2 separate regions of the Homo sapiens genome follow, and region 1 is linked to region 2. The links are chromatin loops, found by intact Hi-C in ENCODE. Cell type or tissue: Caco-2. All regions are shown on one strand.

Region 1 (4,000 bases), 140 kb after region 2:
CAGTCTGTTCTGTCACTTAGTCCCTTTATGGAATGGTGCTTGGCTGACCATGTGCCCCCATAGTCCCACTGTGCAGAGTGTTTTCCGCAGAACGGCAACTGTTATTTGATATTAAATTGCAGTAAGCAAATGTTTAAGTAAAAAAGTGGAATGAGGTTTTACGTTTTAACCCAAATATACAAACATATGCCAAAAGCAGAGCACTTTTCTAACATAGTTTAAGATTGCTAGGAGATGAAGAGGCTACATGTCTGTAATTATTTTAGGGGGGTGCTTTATAAGAACTGTTTGCTTAAGGATGACTGTAATAATCATAATAACTACCACTTACTGAGCACAGCCATGCACCAGGAACTATGCCAGGACTTTGATCATTTCCGATTCTCATGAAAACCCTGTACTGATTCTTATTTTGTAGATGAGGAAAATGAGACTAAGAAATCAAACTCCTGAGTCTGCTCTTTCTGTTCCACTTTGCTGTCTCCACCTTAAAGGTTACTGTCAATTAGTCAAGGTTTTAAATGCAGTTTTTAAAAATGGGGAGCAAAATAGGTTATCTTCAGATTTCAAACGCACTGCAGGAAAGAATGACAGAGAAATCCCGAGTTTCCAGTATTTTGACACTGAAGAGACGAAATTCACACAAAAGGCCACGGGTTAGAAGGTGGTCTGGTGATCTGGGGTGAGGTCTGGTGTTACACGGATCCCCGGGAGGCTCTTTCCAACTCTATAATTCAATGAAATTCAAATACGGAAGTTCCTTATCATAGAACTGGGCTTATTATTTTAACTCTGCCTTTTCTTCTAAAAGGTCTTTGATTGAGGGATTGAGGGAATAGAGTATAAAGCCCTTTTCTCCTTCATTCAATACTGTGTACTTATGGGAGAAGGCTGTGTTTACTTATACTCCTCTGCCGACTTGACTCAACCTTTGCATGCAAAGTTTGTACATATAATAGGATTTAGAAAGTGTTTAAGACTATTTACTCAGATTTAAAGTGAGAATGATATTTGTATTCTACCTGTGAAGTAGTTGATATTCCTCTGGAGTCAAGCCACTTAGAATAATACATTTGTTGTCCCTACAATATGAAATTTAAACATAGGTCTTGAAAGTACATCTCTTGGTTCAGTGGGTGGATCTATGGAATCTCTATAAAAGACAATCTCCCATAAACCTGTCTCCTGTAAAAGTTCAGCCAAATGAAACTCATTGCAGAGAATTTACTAGTGGAATTACCCTTTCATAATGCAGACTGTCACTTTGCACTATGGCTATAAATGACTTCATTTAATTTAAAATAAAAGTGTGTCATTATATGTGTATCTGATTCACCTGAAAACAATGGAAGTCAACATCTTTGCCTAACTTTTTTATGTTTCCACCAAAATCAAGTCAGATTTCTAATATCTTTTAGTGAACCAAGATGTCTCTCTCTTGTGCCTTTAGTAATGTGAGTAAGCAGAAAAGAATGAGGGAGAGGGCTCATGTGACTGTATGGATGAATTTCCACCTCTGAGTAATGGAGTTCCCGGGCAAGAGTTTTCTGGAGGCAGTAGTCTTTTGCGCCACCCCAAAATTAAATGATCTCCAAACAGTAAAAATAAGTATTTCTTAGAATATCCTCTACTGTAGTGAAGTGGCATCATTGTCTGGGGTAGTACCTGAGGTTCATCGTCTCATGTCAAGAAAATTAAGGACACGGACACACACAAGGAATGAATTTAGGAGTGGAGGTTTACTAGGCAAAAGAAAGAGAAAGGAGAACAGCTCTCTTTGTTGTGAGAAAGAGGTGCACCCAAATGGGACTTGTGCCTCGTGGCAGAGTGCATCGGATTTTATAGACAGGCTTGAGGAGTCGGTTTCTGATTTACATAGGGCCCACAGATTGGTTGGACCAGGCGTGACTTTCTACATAGACTGCAAGGAAGCTGTTTGCTCCGCCCTAATTATATTATGCAAATGGGGTCTTTGCCTGGCGGTTTCCATGTTGTCTGCTCCCTACTGCACACATGGTTGGAAAGGAAAAGGGAAGATGGAGCTGCCATTTTGAACATGTCTACTCCCAGGCAGCCTTTTCCTATTGTCACAACTGTCAACATTCACACGTGCAAGCTTACAGCTCACTTGTGTATGTCTGCAGCTCGATTTTACAGGCTGCTCTTTGTTAGAAAAGAAAAAGACTTCGGGGCTGCTTTTTATTAAAAGGAAAGTCTTACGAAGGACTTCCTTACCCTCACTATCTGCCTAAATACTTTATTCTTAACTCCTATATCAGTAGCATATACTAGGAAAGGAATTTGGAGTCAGACATTGGTTAAAATGTTTCTTGGGCACACGTTGCGTGGATGACCCTGGATGAGTTACTTAATGTCTCTAAATCTCCATTTTCTCATCTGTAAAATGGGGACAACGATATCTACCTCTGAAGATTCTCACAAGTATTAAATGAAACATTATGTGTAAAGAGCTTCACAGCAGAGCCTCCATCTTAAAAGTTGCTGGCATACATTACTGGTTCTATTTCGTCCTCCTTCTACTTTTAAAGGGTGATTTGGGAGTTTAGGGTGATGTCATAGTTAATTTGAAACAAGTAAAGGAAGTTCAATTTATAAAAGGCCAAATCAATGTGAAATTTATGTTAAGAAATGTTTAGGTCGGAAGGGCATATCCAAAAGTTTCCTGAACCTATCTTATTAATACTATAATCAGAAAATGATTAAAAACAGCCAATCGAAATCTTTTTGTACCTTAAGGGACATACCCCTGCCAGTTTTTTCTAATGTAATTAGAGAAATTGGAGATATTCTATCCAGTGACTTTCCCCTAAAGATGGGCTTATAATGAAAGCCCTAGTTCCATTATTAGTTCTCATCAGTCTTATGAGAGACATGAAGTCCAATAGTTCTGAAATAAGTCAAACAAATTTTAAACTCTATTTTAAGTTTTGTAAGTAATGTGGTCTATACAGACTTGTGATGAAATTGGAGTGGTAAGCTTTTCCAAAACACCATATTGGTAGTCGATTCAATGTGTATTAGAAAGAAGTATTCAGCGTGGGAAATGAAAGACTTACTGTTCTTTTCAAGAATGATATATGTACTTTCTTAAAATTAATAAAAACTTATCAGTAAACAATTTCTATTCCATCAGAAAGTGAGAAAGCTTAAAGATAAATCAGTAAAATGATACTAGAAAAACAATTATGGCTCTCTGTGGTTCCCCGATGAGACTTACAATAATAGTGCTTTAGGATTTAGCATTAAAATTAGATATATTAGTGTTTTATTCATCTCTAAGACAGAATAGTTAGTAATACTTATTCTGCCTTCTACACAATATGGTGGTGATAAAATTAAATCATGAATAAGAAAATAAGACAACTTTTATCAACTATAGATTTATAAACAGTGACAGCAATCCTAAATGATAAGCCATTCTGGCCATAACTCTGTATTTTACTCCTTCTTTTGGAAGACTGAAAACTTTTTCTCTCTTCTGAATAGTATCAGAACCTACTTTTACTTATATTTAAAAGGCTTATATTCTCTTACAGAAAAATAATATTTACAATTTAATAATTTAGTAGGTTTTTATGCACAGCATGCCTAGACAAAGATAAGCATCATTTGAGATGGAATTAGCAGTCCACATGCCTATTTGATGATACCTGGAGGGCTTCTCTAATGTGAGAGTTTTGCTAAAGACAAAGGTTTTCCTGAGATGGGTTGAACCATTGCTTAAAGATTACCACTATATACCAGTTACATGATTTGCCTCTGTTCCACAAACTTAAAAGGTTATATATCCTGTCTAGTTTCTTCTCACCAAGAATCAGTTTAACCTTCACAGGGTTCTGGGTCAGCTGGATTTGTTTTCTTTAAGGTCTGTCTGCCCATGCAGACTTTAGACCCCATGGCTGGCTGGCTGGCTGGCTGGCTGGCTGGCTATCACTCCTGCAAGGCTGCCATTCCTGAGCTGTCTCAATCTTCTCATCTC
Region 2 (4,000 bases):
AAAACACAAGAAAACATGCTCAGTTGTTACTATAGCTTTAAAATACAGCCATACGTAGTTGCTACATTTTAAAGTTCAGTAAAGTTCAACTTCCCAAGTTGGAACTTGCAAATATTACATAACACACCAGAGTTGTCTGCCTAACTTCCTCTGTCTATTGTCTGGAACATAGTTCAGAAGTAGCCCCTGGAAGAGTGTGGCCAACATTTTGTCTGACTTCAGCATAAGGAGAGCAAAAGACCTTACCTGCTACACCTTACTCGTTTGAATCAATAACTCTGGTATTTACCAACATTTTAAACAACTTGACTATCTAGAGAAGATGAGGCAGAACCGAATGCTGTGTGTGAGAAATTATCTCTTGACAGTCCAGCGGTTATACAAGCATAATCATCTTGTATGATTTGGGTTATTTACCTTTACAAACTTCAAAAGCATGACTTCTTTGTATCATGGTCTGATAATATCTATTAAGATGACCCTACATTATCAGGAAAAAATATAACTAGATTCGTTTATACTCTAAGAAGGCAGGAAAATTGTGTAAAGGGTTTTGAAGGATGTTAATTAAAATAGTTAAAATGAGTCCAGCAGTTATGGGGTTAACTCCAATTACCTGGAACATTGGCTTATATGGGACATTAAATTCCTGAAGAATGCTGGAAAAATGAGAATTGCATGTACATTTTCCTACCACGAATCTGACTCCGTGGGAGCTACAATATTTAATCTTTATTTCGCAAGTGCTAGCGTGCTTTGGGTAGGCTTTATCTGCACCGACAAATGATTACTGCATCAGCCTTCTCATGGGACGCCAGGGACAGGGATGCTGAAAAGAAACTTTTACCAGGAGAGTCGAGTTTGAAACAGTGAGGATGTTAGAGAAGCCACAGGAAGAGACACACGTGGATACCAGAAAGGAGAGGGGCTAGAAAGAAGCAAACAGGGAGGATGTTCTTTGAGGAGCAGCTCTGAGCTCTGTGGCTTTTGTGACCATGGGGTCACAGCAGCTAAAGGTGTCTCCTCAGCGCCAGCCGAACATGGGAGCAGTGAGTAGATGGGACAGCAGCTCTGAATCAGTGTTTGAGTCTTTACCTGCACACAGGGAGGAAATGCCATCTCCTCACCACCAGGGGAGTCATCTGTGAACATAAGAGGCCGCTGAATGTTTGCACAAATGCGACGACATGCCTTATAGGACACGCTGAAGTTTGACTGTAGCCAAGGCATGGGCTCCTTGTGTGGTTGTTCTGCTCCCTCCATCCCTTCGTTTCTTCTGTCCACAAGTATTTACTGAGGTCACACTAAGAGGCAGACACTAGCAGGTGCTAGCGATATAGGCAGGAATGCACCCCAGCAAGGCACAAGACAGCCCACTATTGCTACCACAGAACTTTCGTTGTACTGTGAGGCAGAGGCCTGCCAATAGGAAAAGCCATGAGCAAGATAAGCATTAGCACAGGGGCAGAAAAGTCCATCCAGGGGCCATTCCTGACCCAAACTTGGGAGGCCAGGAGAGCTTCCTGGAGAAAGTGACATCTAAGGCAAGACCTGAAAAATAAACACAGTTTATAAAAAATGGGCAGTAGGATGGGAAGAGGGATGGGTTTTCCAGGAAAGGGGAATAACGTGTCAGGGGAGCAGTGGGAACGAGAAGGGGGAACTCAGGGGACTGAAGTGATCCCTGCAGCAAGAGCATGCAGTTTTCACAGTGAGAAGTCTGCAGAGGCCTGGCCATGGGGGCCTTGGCAGACAGGAGGCCAGACTTTATTCCAAGATCAACTGGAAGCCGTTGAAAGGTTTTACTCAGGGGAGTGACGTGATCAGATTTGCATTTGAGAACATTTGTTCTCAGATGGGAAGGGCAAGACTGGCTAGTGCTGTAGTCACCTAAACGATAAATGTGGCCGACAATTAAAAAATGGAGTCAAGATGGAGACATATACACATATATACATTTATATAAGTAAATAGTTGAGATATATTTGCAGACAAGATCAATAGATTTGGTGAACGAGTGATTGGATGTGTGAGGAATCTAGATTACTCCCAGCTTTCTGACTTGGGCTACGGGGCACTAATATAATAAATGAAAAAGAAGATCCAGGGGAGGAACTTGTGTTATGGAGGGGTGGGGTGATGAACAGCTGTGTTTTGGACTGGTGGAGTTGTGCTGGGTATGGAATCTGCAAATGGAAATGCTATTGGATCTGAAACTCAGACTTCGGAGTAGTCAGCTCACAGAGAGGCCCCAAAGCTGTGGGAATGATGTGATCCCCAGGTGATGGTGTAGACTGAGAAGAGAAGAGATCCCAGGTGAGGACCTTGAGTGGGGAGATACACAGACTTAGGGGAGCCTGCAGGAGACAGGGAAGGAACCACTAGAGGGAGCAGCTGAGCCAGGGGTGTGTGTAAACCCGGGGAGACGACATTTCAAGATGGAGGGAGGCCGCCCAAGAGGAGGACTACAAGATGTCTGTTGGTTGTGTCCACAGAAAGTCATTATAACGGGCAAGAGAAACTTCTAGAAACGGAAGCCAGAAGCCAGTCATAGAGTTGGGGAATGAGTCGGAGAGGAGATGGGCAGGCACTGTGAGGTGAGGCTTCTTTGTCAGGAAGTTTGGTTGGAGGATGGATGATTTGGCACACATGCTGGAAGGGTGTGTGGGGTGCAGGAACGGTGGAGGTTAGGAGAACCTTGAGCATGGGTGAAGATGCGCTTAGAAAAGAGAAGTCAAGGTTAAGCTGTGGGAGAGAGTGAGGATGTCTGGGCGACAGAGCCATGAGAATGGGATGAGGTCTGGAATAATGACAGAGAGATGACCTTAGCCAAGCTCAGGTCCCTCTTCCACTGTGATGGGGTTGGGAAAAGGGGGGATGTGCAAAACAATGGGTGTGAAAGTGTTGTTTTGTAGCACAATATTTTAATTATGTCCTTTTAAAAAATTTCCCCACAGACACTACCCGAAGCAGTCCTTCACCACGGTGGCAGATACACCTGAAAATCTTCGCCTGAAGCAGCAAAGTGAATTGCAGAGTCAGGTAACTTCTAGAAGATTTGTTTTGTTCCCTTGGCCCTAAAGATTTTTCACAAGGCTGCTCTTCTGAGATTCTTGTCTTCGTACTGTTCCTGCTGGGTCACCAGCCGGTGTGGAGGCTGAAAGCAGGCCTGTGTGGGAATTCCGGGTGAAAGTGTTGAACATCTGTACTGTTCCCGGTCTTGAATTGTCCTGATATTCTCAGTTTTGTTATTCACGTTGGACTAGGGCAAGTAAATGAGTTCCGGTCAGAGTCAATGTTTCCCAACAATCTTGACTTATTTGGTCCTAAATATTTAAACACATTTTACAAATAGCTTTTCCACACCGCATATGTGGGGAAAAACAAGGTGTTAACTTGACCCAGTTGCAGTGTGTGTGCGGCTAACACCCCGTCTGTGTATCTCACACCAGCCAAGGGCTTTGTTTTCCTCCTGTCACTTTGTTCATATTTCTTTCATATGTCACATTGACAGCATGAACAAAGATGAGAACACCACAATTGGCTCCCGGTCAACCATGTTAGATGGCAACTTGCCTTCAATATGGTGAAACACATCAGTTAAGACTAGGGTTGTGAGTGGCAGCGTTTTCTGCAGGGACACTTGATCTTTTAGTAAATATGGGGTGCTCTCTTTCAAAGAAGCTGTCTTTCCTGGCACCCCATAGTAAGACACGGAGCAACTACATTGCAATCCATTGGTCAGTGGTGAAGTAAGGACGGAAGAGGGGAGAAGGAAGGTGGAGGCAGGGGAGGCTAGGTGGTTGTAGGCCTCCTTCATCTGTTCATTGGCTGTGGCCTTAGGCCAGTTTCTCTGATGTTTGCACTAACGTGCAGTGAGACAGTCCATCTTGTCTACCTGTCTTGAGGGTGTCTGTAAGTATTAAATGAGGTAGTTAGGTGTGAAAGCATTTCAAAAAGTGAGAAGATATTCTATGACTGTGGAGGCTTGTTATGATGG

Evidence for each region. Peaks named below come from ENCODE experiments on the same cell type or tissue, not always from the same donor. Only the 100,000 strongest peaks of a DNase experiment are listed, where the experiment ranks them.
Region 1: a loop joins it to region 2, with 2.9 times the contacts of the local background. A loop is called at or near these places in 7 of 110 quality-filtered maps.

What each region holds. Positions count from the first base shown.
Region 1 is chr10:20,875,669-20,879,668 of GRCh38, reverse strand. All of the region lies in intron 5 of NEBL (nebulette), which reads left to right. LOC102725112 (a long non-coding RNA gene) reads right to left here. Exons shown (of 6, transcript XR_007062082.1): 5 at 1-98. Among named protein-coding and RNA genes, the nearest start is that of NEBL, 20 kb to the left of the region's middle. In Caco-2, no CTCF peak of the experiment used is centred here; no DNase peak of the experiment used is centred here.
Region 2 is chr10:21,019,159-21,023,158 of GRCh38, reverse strand. It overlaps a transcript of NEBL not described here. Among named protein-coding and RNA genes, the nearest start is that of NEBL, 120 kb to the right of the region's middle. RefSeq lists an enhancer at 2,368-2,527. In Caco-2, CTCF peaks have their summits at 1,155 and 2,367 (motif pointing right); DNase peaks (open chromatin) are centred at 1,138 and 2,388.